Regions from separate parts of the Homo sapiens genome. Here region 2 is linked to region 1. Evidence: chromatin loops called from intact Hi-C (ENCODE). Cell type or tissue: mammary epithelial cell. All regions are shown on one strand. Each heading gives the region's core, and the rest is flanking DNA. Links, peaks and the distances in the headings are about the cores only.

Region 1 (8,339 bases), core at 142-8,141:
GCGTGTGTGCAGCAGATACCTGAACAGTCGGTACATTGTGAAAAAACATCTGGACACCCATTACGTGGTATTTGGACAAATATGGATCATTGCTTGTCTGTAGGGAAAGGAGTTGCTGGGCTTAGGTCCTAACTTTGAGCACTCATCTATCCAGGTTTTTCTTGTATCTGTGAATCGAAGGTCTGGGGTTCCACGCTCTCTAAGCCTCCTCCCTACCAAAAGTATCCTAGCCCAGTCCATAGCCTTGAGATAATGCATCAGAGGGAGCAGCTGATGCAAACCATTTTGTTTCATATAAGCTTTCAGGCTTAACAAGATGGGACAACCATGATGACAATGTGTCAAAGGGGAAGCAGGAGGTGAAAAAGGAGGAAATGCTGTCATCCCCGTTTGAATACACAGGGCTCTGCCGCTGGCCTCTGAGTCTACCACGGCTGGCTTTCTTTGGGATATTTAAATGCATAAAGATTCAGGGTAATAAAATAAGACCTCGTAAGTCACCTATAACAACACCTAATTTTCCAACAAATAATTATGATTTTCACCCAAATAATAATTACTACTCCTAATAATAAACTTTAAGAAGGCAGACCCAGGTTTTATAGGGTCAGAAAGTTTTGCAGTTTTGAGAGTATCCTTTAAGAAAGAGAATATATAATTAGGCAAAAAAATATAAAGACATTCTTAGGGGTCCTTCTAGGGCCTTTGGAAGGGGCTGTGCAATTGAGGGGCTTATAGATTAAGCAAAATTAGTTTCACAGTAAGTCTGCTTCTTACTATGTGTTCAATAAATACTTGTTGCATAAATGAATGACAAGTAAAAACAAATCCTAACATTTCTATGTCTCAAGAACTATGCTGAGTACTTTACAGGTTATAAACTCATTGGGTACTCACAACCATACTATGAGATCAAAATTGCTAATAGTTATTGCTACTTGGCGGCAAGCATTGGCTGCTCTTGGTGCTTTACAATATTTAGCAGTGTAATTCTGACAAGAGCACTAGAAGGCAGGCGCTCTTATTACAATTCCTGGTTTCCTGATAAGGAATCCAAGGCACAGAGAGGTTAAGTCCACTGCTGATGGTCACATAGCTAGAAATGGCAGAGCTGGTATTCAAAGCCAGGTAGTCTGGCTTCAGAATCTGTCCTTCTGGCCACACTCCAGCCTCCTAGATAAGGCTCAGAGAGATTCAGTGAAAAGTCAACTTTGTTCATGCCTGAAATCAGCCCAAATCTCTCTTGCATTAGCCTATGTTACACAGCTTTTTTTTTTTTTTTTTTTTGACAGTCTTGCTCTGTCACCCAGGATGGAGTGCAGTGGTGCAATCTCAGCTCACCAACCTCCGCCTCCAGGGTTCAACTGATTCTCATGCCTCAGCCACCCAAGTAGCTGGGATTACAGGCACACGCCACCACACCCAGCTAAATATGTTTTTAGAAGAAACGGGGTTTTGCCATGTTGCCCTGGCTGGTCTTGAACTCCTGGCCCCAAGTGATTCACCCTCCTCTGCCTCCCAAAGTGCTGGGATTACAGGCATGAGCCACCGCGCCCGGCTGGTATACACTTCTTAGATAACACAAATATTGCCTGCTTACTAGCATGGGAAGCAAATACTTCTCAGCTCAGTCTTCATTAGAACCCAGACTTCGCTGAAATGTAAGAGAAAAGGAAGAACTGAGTTGAAGTCACATTGAAAACCCAGTGGAAAAAAGGAAAAAAACATTAGATGTCTTTCCATTCAAGATGATGATTCCTAGGGTTCAGAAGGAGTTACCTTAATCACTCGCTCTCCTCACAGCCTGCGGCCATTAGCCCAGCTTAGTGAGAGAATCTTTCTCCCAATGAAGCCACTTGATATAAATAATTTTAAAAGATTCCAATTCAAATGTATTTTGGTCATATTCCACTTCCTCCACCACCACCACCACCACCCACATCTTGCAATAATATCAGGGAACTTGGATTCAAATACCTACTCATAAGGAAAATGACTGGGCCATCCCTCCAGGAAGTGGCATCCATTTCCTTATATCCTTGGGAAAGGTACTTAACCTGTTTGAACCTTCACGGTTTTTCCTCTGTAAATTAAATCAGGATGATGACTTTGGGCTGGCTGAGCTCCCTTTGCTCCTGCAGATCTCCTCTCTATGCTTTCCCATCCTGCTCTGGGTACCAGACAGCCCTCTTTGGCCAGTGGGGGCCTCAGCAGGAAATTGGAGGTCGGGGAGTTTATTCTTCCAACTTCCTCCTTGCAAGTGAGGCTGCTTCACCTTTTGTAAGACAGTATCTATTAGTAGTGCCACCACACAGCCTCTCTGTGTCCTCTCCCCTCCAGACCTAGGAGCAAAATCTCTGGGCCACTGCACACCTCCCGCCCCATGTGGTTTTCCACCCTTTCCATAACTTCCCAAATAGTTCTTTTATTAAACCCTTCCCAGATCACCCAATATGAGGGTACCATCCGTTTCTGGGAGGGTCCTTGACTGATACAGACATCTTAATAACTAGGACGTTGTGAGAATTAGGGAGAAAGGAAATTTGGAAAATTGCTTTCTCTACTGATAGTTAAAGTGAGCCAGCTGGGCTTTCAGTAGGGAGAGGGAAAAGGAGTAGATTGCACATCTGCCACAAGCCCCTCCCCTGAAGCCTAAACTTCCCAAGGGCACCATCACTGAGTCCCCAAGCCAGCAGATGTAACACACCTGTGACAGGTGAGGAGCAGGGCCTCCAGGAGAGGCATTAATGTTAGATGTGAAGCTGCTTAAAATGATCCCACCTGAAAACTGACAGTGTTCATTCTCAAACAGCTCTACAAGATCATAGCCTTAAGTAACTGAATGTCAGTAAGAACAACAGTAAAAGTATTCCTTGGGCATTTACTATGCCAGACACAAGTCTCTTAACTTATCCAATGCTCACAAAAACCCAGTTAGACAGTGAGTACTATTATTACATCCCCATTTTTCAGACAGGGGATCTGAATGTGTAAGTAGCATGCACAAGGCAAAAAATGCTAATAGTGGCTGTTCTGGTTATCTGCTGCTGTGTAGTAAACCACTCCAAAACTTGCTCGTGTAAAACAACCACCATTTTTTTGTGCTCAGGGATTCTAATGGTCAGGAATTCAGACAAGGGCTCCAGAGAACTGGCTGGTCTTTGCTCTATAATGTCTTGCTATCAGCTGGGAAGACTTGGGTAGCTGGTGGCTAGAATAATCTGAAGGCATTCTTATTCATATGTTTGGCACTCGGGCTGAGATGACTTGACCATCTGGGCTTCACTAGGACAGCCAACCAGAGTGTCTGCATATGACCTCTTCATGTAGCTTGGGCTTCCTCACAGCATGGAGGCCCTCAGAGTAGTTAGACTTCCTATGTGGTAGCTCAGGGCTTCAGGAGTAACTATTCCAGTGAATAAGGTAAAAACAGCATCTCCGTTTATGATCTAGCTGAAGTCACATAGTATCACTTCCGCCCGCCCACATTCAAGGGTACAATATACATGACAGGACATAGACTTCACATCTTGATGGGGGGAGGGTCAAAGAATTTGCAGCCATGTTTAAAAACCATCAGAGTGAAACACAAATTTGACCCTAGTCAATGCCTCAGTTTAGCCACCATTTCATTGGGAATGACCTAAAAAATATAATCCAGCACCTGAGATTTGTATAGTCTTTTACACTTCACAAATCAATTGCTTGATTTGTGAAACTTATGCTGGTATTTCTATCCCTGTTGTACAGTTAAGGAAACTAAAGCAGCTCTGAAACTTAAGTAACTTGCCTAAAGCCAAATAGCTAGTAATTCTGACCTCCTGAACCCAAGTCTAGGGCTCTCTCCTGTAAACACTGGTCTTGACTATAGCAAGTAGCTTGGGCTGTGATTCAGAGGCTCCAGTTAAACCACTTTTCAAAAACATCTCTTCTAACAATTAAAGTTTGATTCCTGTGGGTTTGGAAGGAATCACTGCTTTTGGCAGTACGCAAATAGCATAAGATGAGTATGAACAATTACCTGTCTCTCCTCCATAGGGCAAGACTTAAGGCAAAACCCTGCTGGGAAGCAGAAGGGGCTTAAGTGACAAGGACAAAAAGGTCAAGGGAGAGGAAATGCCACCACTGAAAGACATACTATGAGCCTGCGGCTATGCCAGGTGCTTTATTTTCCTCATTTCATTTAACACTTCTAAAGACACGACAACATTATCTCCCGTCCCATATGCTCTTGTACAATCTGATATTGTCACTCTTCTAATGAGAGCTGGGGTCTAATTCCCATACTCTTTAGTCTGGGCTGGCTTTACAACTCACTTGCAACTAAAAGGATGTGAAGAAAATTATGCCATCTGACTCCCCAGGCTAGGTCAGAAAAGGCCGTACAGCTTCTACATGGTTCTCTTGGGATGCTTGCTCTAGGATAACCCAGCTGCCATGTAAGAAGTCAACTAAGGGCTGGGTGCAGTGGCTCACGCCTATATTCCCAGCACTTTGGGAGCCAGAGGTGGGTGGATCACCTGAGGTTGGGAGTTCGAGACCAGCCTGACCAACATGGAGAAACCCTGTCTCTACTAAAAACGCAAAATTAGCTGGGCATGGTGGCGCATGCCTGTAATCCTAGCTACTTGGGAGGCTGAGGCAGGAGAATCGCTTGAACCCAGGAGGCAGAGGTTGCAGTGAGCCGAGAGTGCGCCATTACACTCCAGCCTGGGCAACAAGAGTGAAACTCCATCTCAAAAAAAAAAAAAAGTCAACTAAGATTGTCATTCCAGATAGGCCACATGTAGGTACCCCACTCAACTGTCCCAGTAGAGCCCAGGCTTCCAGCCAACTCCACCAAGGTGCCAAGCATGCATGACACCATCTTGGATTCTCGCAGCCAATCCATCCACCAGCTGTGCAACCTCAGCTGACACCACAAGGATCACATAAATGATCCAGCCAAGTCCTGCTCAAATTCCTGACCCACAGGATCTATGAGATTTAATAAAATGGTGGTTGTCTTAAGTCATTACCTGTTGGGGTAGTTTGTCATGCAGCAAGTGTAATGGAACACACGCCTTCATTTCCTGTAATCTTTATGACAATCATTGTTATTTCCAGATTAGGAAACCAGGGGAGAAGAAATTAAATAACTTGCCTAGCACTGGCCAGCTGATAGTTAGGGCTATAGCCTGGATCTTTTTGAGCAGGCAATCTCCGCTGCTTTGACTGACACATGTTCCTTTTGATGGGCGAGACAGAACCTGGATGAAAAGTCTGCAGAATGCTAAGGAGAAGCAATGTCTCTCTCATGCTTTTGTCTGGGTCAGGCTGGTCCCAAGATAATTAATTATGAAAACAAATACCTCTCCCACAGGCTGTAGAGCTAGACTCCAGCAGCCACCACCAGAAGCTGGACTTAAGCAGGACTTGGCTGGATCATTTATGTGATCCTTGTGGTGTCAGCTGAGGTTGCACAGCTGGCGGATGGATTGGCTGTGAGAATCCAACATGGTGTCACGCATGCCTGGCACCTTGGTGGAGATGGCTGGAAGCCTGGGCTCTACTGGGACAGTTGAGTGGGATACCTACATGTGGCCTAGCTTCTGAAGCCTCAGCTTCAGGAAGGTCTTGGAAAAAACTGTTTGTTGGTTGTATCTTTCTGGGGTTCACAAAAGACAGGAAACAGCTGGGGAAAACAGCTGGGGAAAGAGAGATGTTTGTCACCAGTTGTGAAGTCTCTCTGGGACAGTGATTAAAGTGCCCTTTACTGCCTGCCTACAGACTGACTTCCCATCTCAGTTAATGGCAATTCCATTCATCCTGATGTTCAGACCAAAAACTTTGGAGTCATTACCAATCCTTTCTTTCATATCCCCATCCAATCCATCAGCAAATCCTGTTGACTCTATCTTGAAAATATACCCAGAATGTAACCACTTCTTATTTCCTCCCCTGTGACCACGAGAATCAAGCTACCATCACCGCTTGTCTAGATTATTGCAGTCACCTCCTCACTGGTCTCCCTGCCTCCTGCCCCCTTGCCTACTGCCACTGCCGAGAGGCCTTTCTTGGCCATCCCAGATAAACAGCACAGGCCTCCTTTAACCTTTCCTCCTTATTGAGTTGTGTCTTTCTACATGGCACTCATCTTTATTTATGATTTATTCTCTGTCTCCCCCTTTGTATGGATGGGATTTTGTCTGTTTTTTTTTCACTGCTTTATCCTCAGTACCTAGAACAATATTTAGTGTGTAATAGGCCTGTAATAGTTATCAAATGTCATTGAATGAATTGAATCACAGACTTCCTTAAAAATCTGATGACAGCAGAGACCTTCTGCTCAGATCAATACTTGCACAGGCCTTGTTTTGCAGACAATTTCTGGGAGTCCCCAGATTTCGTGTGTCCATGCAAGTTAAGAGCCTCTGCTTTAGAGTGACAGTTTCAAAAGGCAGGAAGTCTAACCTCTGAATTCTAGAGAGTTGGATGTCAATCTCTAATTAGACTCGAGTCAGGTCTCTAGTTATTTAGATTATTCTTTTATCCACTCAACCAACATTTGTTCCGTGTCAGCTGTGTGATAAGCTCTGTGCTAGCCCCTGTGCTAGGGGAACAGAGGTATCTGTTCTTAAGGCCCGTAGACCAGAAGAAACATCACCAGGTAAACACCTAACTCTAATAAGATCACTTCAAAACTGAAGTGTTGTGCATCGTTCAGTGAAGATCTAAGGGATGCCATGACTAACTTTTCTTAGGTGACCTAGGAAGAACCCACAGAGAAGGACAGGCTTGAATTGGGTCTTGAAGCACGAGTAGGAGTTTGTCTGGCAGACACCAGGGAGAAAGGGTGAGACAGGCAAAGGGCCAGCAAACATCCTGGCATCCACAAAGAGAAAGCCACACATTTAGTCTAAAAATTCAACTGCAACAAAACTGTCTTTGTTTAGACTTCCCCTAGAAGCAGACCTGCATCAAGGATTTGAGCATAAGTCACTTATTTGGGGATCTGAAGGGAGTATGGGAAGAGAACTGTGAAGTAATGAGGAGTAGAGAAGGCAGCCAATAGAGGGGGCATTGCTAAATTACTTACAGACACTGGGCACCTGGAGGTTAACCCCCAGGGAAGCTCTGGGAAATCATGTACAACACATGGCTCAGAATTATCTCACTCCAGGATAATGAAGCTAGGGTATGTAGACACTGACTCCTGAGCATTGAGAGTTATCGTTGAGGGCTGCATCTCCATTTTTTCTATCTTTCCCCAACATATTGGCTTGGTCCTCAGACCAGCTTTCTCCATACCAATCACGATGGCAAAGGGAAGTGGGATAGCCCCCAACTGTCCTGAACCAATCATGGTCCAGCCAGGAGCTGGGGGTGGGATCAAACTCATTCTTCCATGATGGCCCCCATAGTGGAGGGGTTGATAGATGTTGAGGAAGAAATCTCAATGGCTATCAAATCCCTCTTTTCATACATGAACTCATCTTTCAACTTCAAGATGTGGTTTAGGAGGCTCTGAGGAACCGTGGCATGTGTTCGTAGTTCCAGGTGGCTGTTGTTTGATTTGGTGGCTCCCTAGATTTGGGGAGATGACCAAGGTCCTGGTTGGTTCAGTCTTCTATGTCTGACTCTGCCATATTTCACCAGTCACTGTTTGCTGAAAAGCCTCCTACCTCCCACAGATTTTAAGTTCTCTGGTTTTGAGTTTCAACATCTCCCTCGATCAATTTTAGGAAACGTGATTCTTATTACTCAAGAAAAGAAAAAGGAGTGGGGGAAATTGAGAGGTGACATTGAAAAGCCCTGGACTGGGGTGATGATTGACATTCAGGGAGAGAGCACAGACCCTTTCCTGTGAGGCTAATTTTGAGAATAATAAAGCAAAGGGGTCCCCTCCCTCCGTGAAAGCTGCCTTGACATAAAAGGACAATTGTTCTGCAGTAGCTTTCAATTACTTCCCTCTGATGCTATCTAGCTAAACCTGAACTGGTTTTGACGGGTTCTGGAGAGCTTTTTAGTTTAGTTGCTCACAGCAGGGGCAAAGCATAAATTGAGCAGCCCAGAAGGCTGAGACCTTAAGCAAAATGGAAGACTTCCCCAGGTTGAGACATCGAATCAATAACAAATAGCATTCTGTGCTGTGGACACCAAGGTGAGCATCAGGAAGCCTAATATTTATTTTTTCCTTTCCCTGCCTTCAAAAAGTGGCTTGGAAGAGAGAGAAAAGTCCAGGCTGATGCCTAGGGGTGTGGTTCTGGAGACAGAAGGGGTAGAGAAACAGACAGGCATCAAATTTTTCAATCAATTCTTGAAAATATTCATATAGAATCTTTAGGGCTGTATTTTTG
Region 2 (8,339 bases), core at 322-8,321, 58 kb after region 1:
GAAATTGAAGTCAGAATTCCTTTAATTTTTTATTTTAAAAAAGTTCAAGGCGCTAAGAAAAGTTGTAAGGACAGTATAGTGACCTTCCTCATACTTTCACTGTAATTTCTGAAATGTAAATATCCTGCTTCATCCTTCCTCCTTCCTGTCTGTCTGCTTCATATTTTATGGAACCAATTGAGAGTAGGTTGCAGACATCACACTCCTAAATACCCTAGCTATTCCAGCATGCATCTCTAAAGGACAAAAGTATTCTCCTGCATAACCACAGTGTAACTATCATTCTCAAATTTTACCAAATTGTCCTAATAATGTTCCTTATATTCTTTTTCCCTGTCCAAGATAGAGCACAAGATCACATATTACATATAGTCATCATGTCTTCTTTAGTGTCCTTTAGTCTAGAATACTCAGTCTTTGTCTTTCATGACCTTGACAATTTTGAAGAATCCAAGTGAGCTGTTTGGGGAATGCTCTGCAAATTATGTGTGTGTGGTGTTTCCTCATGAGTAGATTCAGGTTATGTGTTGTTGGCAGAAATCCCACTGAAGTGATGTTTGTCCTTCTTAGTACCATACATCAAGGGGCTTGGGATGTCAGTGTATATTGTGATTAGTGAATAAAACTATAATCACTTTTCTTTTTTAAAAGACAGAGTCTCACTCAGTCGCCCTGGCTTGAATGCAGTGGTGCAATCATGGCTCACTGCAGCCTCAACCTCCCAAGGCTCAAGCAGTCCTCCCACCTCAGCCTCCCAAGTAGCTGGGACTACAGGTGTGCACCACCACACCTGGCTAACTTGGGTGTTTGGTTTTTTTTTTTGTGGAGACAGGGTTTTGCCATGTTACTCAGGCTGGTCTCGAACTCCTGAGCTCAAGCAGTCTACCCATCTTGGCCTCCCAAAGTGCTGCTTTTCTGCAAGCTAAATGTGATCTTTTTCTGAGCAGAATGACACAGAATTTGGAGACAAACAGACTTGGCTTTGAGTCTTGGCCCTGCTGCTATTAGCTCTGTGATCTTAAGTGAAATATTTAACATGTTAAAGCATCTGTAAAATATGTCTAATAATACCCACTTCTTAAGATTATTGAAAGAATCAAATGCAAATTCATGTAAATTGTTTAGCACTGGCGCATTGTAAGAACTCATAACCCTTGTTCTGGGGGAGATGATAGTATCCAAATGGCATGGGGGCCGCTCTGTCCCTCAAAGGTATTGGTGAAATCGCTCAGAATCTGTGTGAGGAGCACAAAGGCCCCCCATGTACTTCCTTTTTTTTTTTTTTTTTTTTTTGGGGACAGAGTCTTGCTGTGTCACCCAGGCTGGAGTGTGATAGTGTGACCACAGCTCACTGCAACCTCCACCTCCAGGGCTCAAGCAATTCTCACGCCTCAGCCTCCAGAGTAACTGGGATTACAGGTGTGCATCACCATGCCTGGCTAATTTTTGTATTTTTAGGAGAGATGGGGTTTCGCTATGTTGGCCAGGCTGGTCTTAAACTCCTGGCCTCAAGTGATCTGCCTGACTCAGCCTCCCAAAGTCTGGGATCACAGGTGTGAGTTACCACTCGTATGTACTTCAGTTAATTCCCAAAGAGCCCGTATTCTCTTGCCCTTTTCTGCCATCTCACCCACCTCCTTTATCCTTTGCTGTCATCCATCTCTGGTGTCCGTAAGAAGCTCACTGGTCCCAGTGGTGGGTTGGTTTTAGATGTTGACCAATGACGGGTACAGAGGCTTTTAGAGAATGCAGACCGACCTCCTATTCCATTCTTCTCCCCTTCTGTTTTGTCTCCCTTCCCTCCTGGGTTACTCGTCCTCCTCCTCTCCAAATCCTTCTCCTTCTGTTGTTCAGGGAAACTCTCTCCAGCTCCTACCTCCAAACTGTGTATCTTAATTCAGTGAGGGGGTGCAGAGAAAAGACTTCTCACCAAACCAGAAGCAGCTCCCTAGAGGGCAGTGGGCCTTATAAACAGGAACTTCTTTTCCTGTAACATGATTGTTTTTATTCTCATTGTGCAACAGCAATGCCGTGGATATTTCCTTGATGTTTATTTTGACTTGAGAGGATAGCAAGTGGTTTGAACTTGTATGAGAAATACCTTCATGCTGGCACTGCTTGGCTGGCAATTAGAGTAATTGCCTGTGGCTAGCCATGGACCTTTGCATGGGTGCTTTATCTGAATCCAGAGGAGAAAGCTGGGCTCAGCTGAAATTGCGCCACACAAGATCTTTGTTCTTTGGAGGGGAGTATTAGCTGGGGCCCCAGGCAATGCTGATGCCACTTTGGTTGTTTTCTTGTAACCCGTGTCGTCAATGGTTCCCACAAAATGAGCTTTGGATGTTGCACCTTCTGTGTCTTCCTTTATGCCACCTCCCACTCCTCCTTCATGAAGCTGTTTGTCTGGATGAACTTGTTTGGTGAGGCTGCCAGACCTTCCATATCAAACTGAGGGATGCCTTTTTCACCTGCTGTTTTCTTGCTTCATGATTCTAATATCTAGCCCTGTCTCCTGAGAAATTTTTTTTTTTTGAGATGGGGTCTCACTCTGTCACCCAGGCTAGAGTGCAGCGGCACAATCATAGTGCCCTGCATCCTTGAACTTGGCTCAAGGAATCCTCTTGCCTCGACCTCCCAATAAGCTGGGACTACAGGCACATCCCACCATCCCCGGCTAAGTTACTATTTTTTTTGTAGAGATTGGGGTCTCACCATGTTGCCCAGGCCAGTCTTGAGCTCCTGGGCTCAAGTAATCCTCCCACCTCAGCCTTCCACGTAGCTGGAGCTACAGGTATGCTCCAACACTCCCAGCCCTGAGAAATTATTTAGTCTTGAAAAGGAGAGAAAGGGAGAAGAGAAAGGAACAGAGTTTAATCCTGATAAAGGCTACTGGTGTCCAGGGAGGCCCTACATGGTGAGGCTGTGGGCAAGTAAGGCCCCACGGTGGTTGCTGCTGCTGACTTAGAGGTTTTGTCTGTCCATTTTCCAAGGATTCTCCCTTTGTCTTTCTTTCTTTTTTTATTTTCCTTTTTTTTTTCTTTTTTTGTTGAGACAGAGTCTCACTATGTTACCCAGGCTAGACTCAAACTCCTGGGCTCAGGTGATCCTCCTGCCTCAACCTCCCAAGTAGCTGGTATTACAGGTGTGTGCCACCACATCTGGCTTATTCTCCAGGGAGTGGGACTGCATTTGAGGGTGATGAGAGTTTGCGGGAACTGTGTTGTGTTGTCCAAACTCAAAGGACTCTATTACCCGAAGTTATGTTACTTGTTCCAATGAAGTCTTTATTTTGGAGAGGCCTGTGGACCAGAAATGATACTGGGCCCCAGACCAGTTGTGTTGGCCTATACAGTGTTGAAAATCAGAATTAGTTGCCAGTAAGTAAATATCAGATATTATAAGAAAATCTAGATTTCCATGATCTCTTGGAAAATTGGACAAATGCACAATACTGAGCCCATAGTTCCTCATGGCAGTAATCCTTTGGAGCCAAGAAGTGGCTGCCCTCTGCATGTAAGAGTGTTGGTCAAGATGCATGTTTGACTGTTGTGACAAAGACCAAAACAAGTGGCTTAAACAAGGTGGAAACTTGTTTTTCTGTCATGACAGTCAAAGCACTAATTGCCCAGGGCAGACATGATAGCTCCGTGGTGTCAGAGACGCTGCCCACTTCTGTCGGTTTTCCCTGTTCTCTGCAGTGGGTTCCATCTTCTGATCCAAGATACTGCTTCATTTCCCACCATCCTGTCTGCTCCAGCCTTCAGTAGGATGGAGAAGTAGAGGATCCCTTTCTTCAAGATCCAACCTGGAAGTTACATGTATCATTTCCTCTGGCATCCTGTTGGTCAGAATGTACAGCATGGCCACATCTGACTGCAGATGAAGCTGGGGAAATGTGGTCCTCATCTACGTGGCCATGTGAATAGTTAAAACCCACTTCTTACTAAAGGCAGAATGTGAGAGCGGATGGTATGGACAAACTATATTCTGTGCTGTGAGGGGCCTTGCAGTCACCTATTTGCTGCTATTCTCAGCTCTCTCCAGTCTTCCCGTAATTGAGGTCAAGAGTCATTGTCATTTATTTTCTTGTAACTGATGTGTTTCACTCATTTATGTTACCTGCTTGGTCCCTGTAGGCATTTGAGTTTGCATTCTCAGCTGTGCCCTGATCATCTCTTTCAACACACCTCCATGCTTTTATATTTGTTGCCGCCTCTGTTTAGAATTACCTGGCCTCCCTTTCAGGCCTGGCAAACTCCTTCTCAGGATAACGCAGCCCCATGCTTCCCTTCCCAAATTGAGTTATCTCTGTTAACCATCCTAATATATAAGCTGCCAATTTTACATAATACCTTTTAGTTTACTTACCTTTATATACTTGATGCCCAGAACAGCACTGGGTACATAACAGACTAAGGGTCAGTCCTGTTTACTGAGTGTTCATTCAGTGAAAGACACTTCCTAGAACTTAAAAGCATTTTTAATATCTAACAGTGAAATAGTGTATTAGTCACAGCCTGTACAGCTGTAGATGATGGAAACGTGGCTAAATTGGCTTCCATGACAACAAAAAGGAGGAGCACTTACTGGCTCGTGTATCTGACAAGCTGAGCTATGTGTCAAGCCTCAGGTATGGCTGGAACCAGGAGTTCAATAGATAGCAGGACTCAGTCTCTCTTCTCAGTGTCTTGGCTGTGCTTTCTTCTGAATAAGCTTCATTCTTAGAAAGAGTTTCTCTGCATGATGATGACAAAGATGCCACCCACGGTTCTGTATTTTTCTTATAATTAGTGATTTTTTTTTTTAATTTTTTTTTTATTATACTTTAAGTTTTAGGGTACATGTGCACATTGTGCAGGTTAGTTACATATGTATACATGTGCCATGCTGGTGCGCTGCACCCACCAACGTGTCATCTATCATTAGGTATATCTCCCACTGCTATCCCTCCCCCCTCCCCCGACCCCACCACCGTCCCCAGAGTGTGATATTCCCCTTCCTGTGTCCTTGTGATCTCATTGTTCAATTCCCACCTATGAGTGAGAATATGCGGTGTTTGGTTTTTTGTTCTTGCGATAGTTTACTGAGAATGATGGTTTCCAATTTCATCCATGTCCCTACAAAGGACATGAACTCATCATTTTTTCTGGCTGCATAGTATTCCATGGTGTATATGTGCCACATTTTCTTAATCCAGTCTATCATTGTTGGACATTTGGGTTGGTTCCAAGTCTTTGCTATTGTGAATAATGCCGCAATAAACATACGTGTGCATGTGTCTTTATAGCAGCATGATTTATAGTCATTTGGGTATATACCCAGTAATGGGATGGCTGGGTCAAATGGTATTTCTAGTTCTAGATCCCTGAGGAATCGCCACACTGACTTCCACAATGGTTGAACTAGTTTACAGTCCCACCAACAGTGTAAAAGTGTTCCTATTTCTCCACATCCTCTCCAGCACCTGTTGCTTCCTGACTTTTTAATGATTGCCATTCTAACTGGTGTGAGATGATATCTCATAGTGGTTTTGATTTGCATTTCTCTGATGGCCAGTGATGATGAGCATTTTTTCATGTGTTTTTTGGCTGCATAAATGTCTTCTTTTGAGAAGTGTCTGTTATTAATAATGGGAGACTTTAACACCCCACTGTCAATATAATTAGTGATTTTTTTAAGAAACCATAAATCTATTGCTTCATAGTGGTAACCAAGCACTTCGTAGTGGCCACCAATCAGGAGGAAGTCCCTGATTGACCTAGCTCAGGTCACATGGCCATTCTCAGTCCAGTCAATGTGGCCAGGCATAAGTGAGGGGGGAGAATAGGGTCTGGAAGCAGGGAACCTAAGGCTGATTCACGCTGATTTCCTAGAATGGAATTAAAAGGAAAACCCCAACTTTCCATGCCCAAGTAACAAAAGGATCATAAGCTACTTCCTTTGCACCCCCACCCACTTTTTCTTCGTGGCAGATGGAAAATGGAAAGTACTCTGATTGGTCCCCTTCTGCAACCAATCAGACTGGTCGTGGGCCTAGTCTTTATTTGCATAGGGGTATAACTTTGTAACTTCACTTCAGCCTTTGATTGGTTGCCTTCTGCAATCAATCAGACTGGTCATGGGCCACTTCTTTATTTACATAGGCTGTAACCAAGTAACCAGTGAGAAACCTCTAGAAGGTATTTAAACCCCAGAAAATTCCATAACCAGCATGCTTGAGCCCACTCCCATACTGTGGAGTGTGCTTTCGTTTCAAAAATCTGTAGTTTCATTGCTTCATTTGTGTGTTTTGTCCAATTCTTTGCTCAAAGTGCCAAGAACCTGGATGACTCACAGTCAAGACCCGTCACTGGTAACATAAGTAGTCTGGCCATACCTGGGTCATCTGTCTACTTCTGGTACCTGGGGTGGAGTCGACCCTACTCAAATTACATTGAAGGAAAGGTAGGTCTCCAACACGAGAGAAAATAGGCAAAAAAAAAAAAAAAAAAAAAAAAGTGACAATTATATTTGGAACTACCTTTGTCTCATTTTATAAATAAAGCAGCTGAGGGTGAGAGAGATTATCGTGACCTAAGGTCACAACCAGGAGGCGGCAGAAGTGGGATTCACACCAGATCTTCCTGACTCTAAATGGTAGACTGTTAATTCAGTGCACCCAACTATTTCTGAAGGGAGTTATCCTGGAACTCCCCAAGCCCCATCTCTGCATGGGGACAATCCTGAGGTTTGATGCTCCTGTGTATGACTATTAGTATGTAGAGATACCTTGTAGGCCCACCATGGCAGGATTTTGTGTAGGAGCACATGTTTAGCTGTAAGCTCTGTTTTCCCTGGCACCTCTCTAGTGGCTACACTGTACCTGAAAATATTTCTCTTACCCATCAAAAGAACTCTTTACATTAATAAAAGTTGGAAGAGTCAGGCAGCTGGATTCGTCTCTTCTCTTGGAACGTTTTGATTAATTTAGCACATGCATTCTCATCAAGGGGTGGTGTTGCTTGCAAGGGAGCAAAAACTGGTTCTTGGGGGTAGGGAGGGAAATCTTACCTTTTTTAAATGAATAAAGTACATATATACATGTAGTATCTAAATAGACAGTTTATCTGAGATGTTAAAATTTCCTGGAGATAATATGCTGTGATGAATGCCATCTTGAAAACTGTAACATATCTTCCCTCCAGAAGATATGTCCCTCATTCTTCAACAGTTGTCACCTTTTTTCTCTGCTCCACCTTGCAGCAAAACTTCTTGAATGAGTTGTCTTTATTTCCTAATTCCTCTCATCCCACCTGCTCCTGACTGAACCCTCTCCAATCAGCCTTGTCACTAGTCTACCCAAACAGCTCTTACCAAGGGCACCAGTGACGTCTGTTTTGCCAAGCCAAATGGTCAACTTTCAGTGCTTATCATACTGAGCCTGAAGGCCACATTGACACAGTTGACCCCTCCCCTCAATCCTTTAAATATCTTATTTTCTTGGCTTCAAAGGTCACTGTCCTAATTTTTTTTTCTTATCTCACTGGATGTGTACCTCATCTTCTTTCCTGGTGCCTCCTTATCTCCCCAACTGTAAATACAAGAGTGCCAGGGCTCAGGCCTTAGAACATTCCTCTTTTCCGTCTACACTCATTCCCTCAGAATCATGGCTTTCAACTCTCTCTATAGGTCCTCATTTCTAGCCCCAGCCTAGACTTCTCCCCTGGATCCCAGATTTGTATCTGCCCACTCACCATCTCTTCTGATATGTCTCATAGGCAACTCAGGCTAAGTATCAGTTTTGGGTTAATACAGAGAACAGAGAAACATATTAAAAGAACCCATGAGGACACAGTCAGCAAAATCTAGATTGTGTGTACGGGACAAATGACCCAGTTTTTTCAAAAAATAAATTTTAAAGAAAAAGGAATAGAGGAGATGCCTATAGATTAAAAGAGATTTATGAGATAAAAGTCAGTTGCAATATATGTACCATATTTGGATATTGATCCAAGCAACCATAAAATAATTATGAGATGATCAGGGTTATTTGAATATTGACTGGATATTGGATATTATCATTAATTATTTTTAGCTATGAGAATGGTGATTTGGCGATATTAGAAAAAAATTAAAAAAATATATACCCAGAATGTTATCAATTCTTACCACCTGCAGTATTATCACCCTCAGCCAAACTAACATCCTCTCTTGTATTATTTTTATATTGCCTCTTAGCTGATTTCCCTGCCTATAACCGACCCCCTACACCGGTCTGCTCTCAGCACAACAGCCAGAGATATCCTGGTAAGATGTGTCATGATATTCCACTTCCCATTGCATTTGGAGTGAGAGAGCCA

Evidence for each region. Hi-C counts contacts between places; a loop is a spot of excess contacts. Peaks named below come from ENCODE experiments on the same cell type or tissue, not always from the same donor. Only the 100,000 strongest peaks of a DNase experiment are listed, where the experiment ranks them.
Region 2: it touches region 1 in a loop (2.6-fold over the local background); 2 of 110 quality-filtered maps call a loop at or near these places.

What each region holds. Positions count from the first base shown.
Region 1 is chr3:32,216,347-32,224,685 of GRCh38, forward strand. No RefSeq gene overlaps it. Among named protein-coding and RNA genes, the nearest start is that of CMTM8, 18 kb to the right of the region's middle. RefSeq lists a silencer at 3,197-3,397. In mammary epithelial cell, for the core only: no CTCF peak of the experiment used is centred there; a DNase peak (open chromatin) is centred at 3,845.
Region 2 is chr3:32,274,374-32,282,712 of GRCh38, forward strand. All of the region lies in intron 1 of CMTM8 (CKLF like MARVEL transmembrane domain containing 8), which reads left to right. Among named protein-coding and RNA genes, the nearest start is that of CMTM8, 40 kb to the left of the region's middle. In mammary epithelial cell, for the core only: no CTCF peak of the experiment used is centred there; a DNase peak (open chromatin) is centred at 4,568.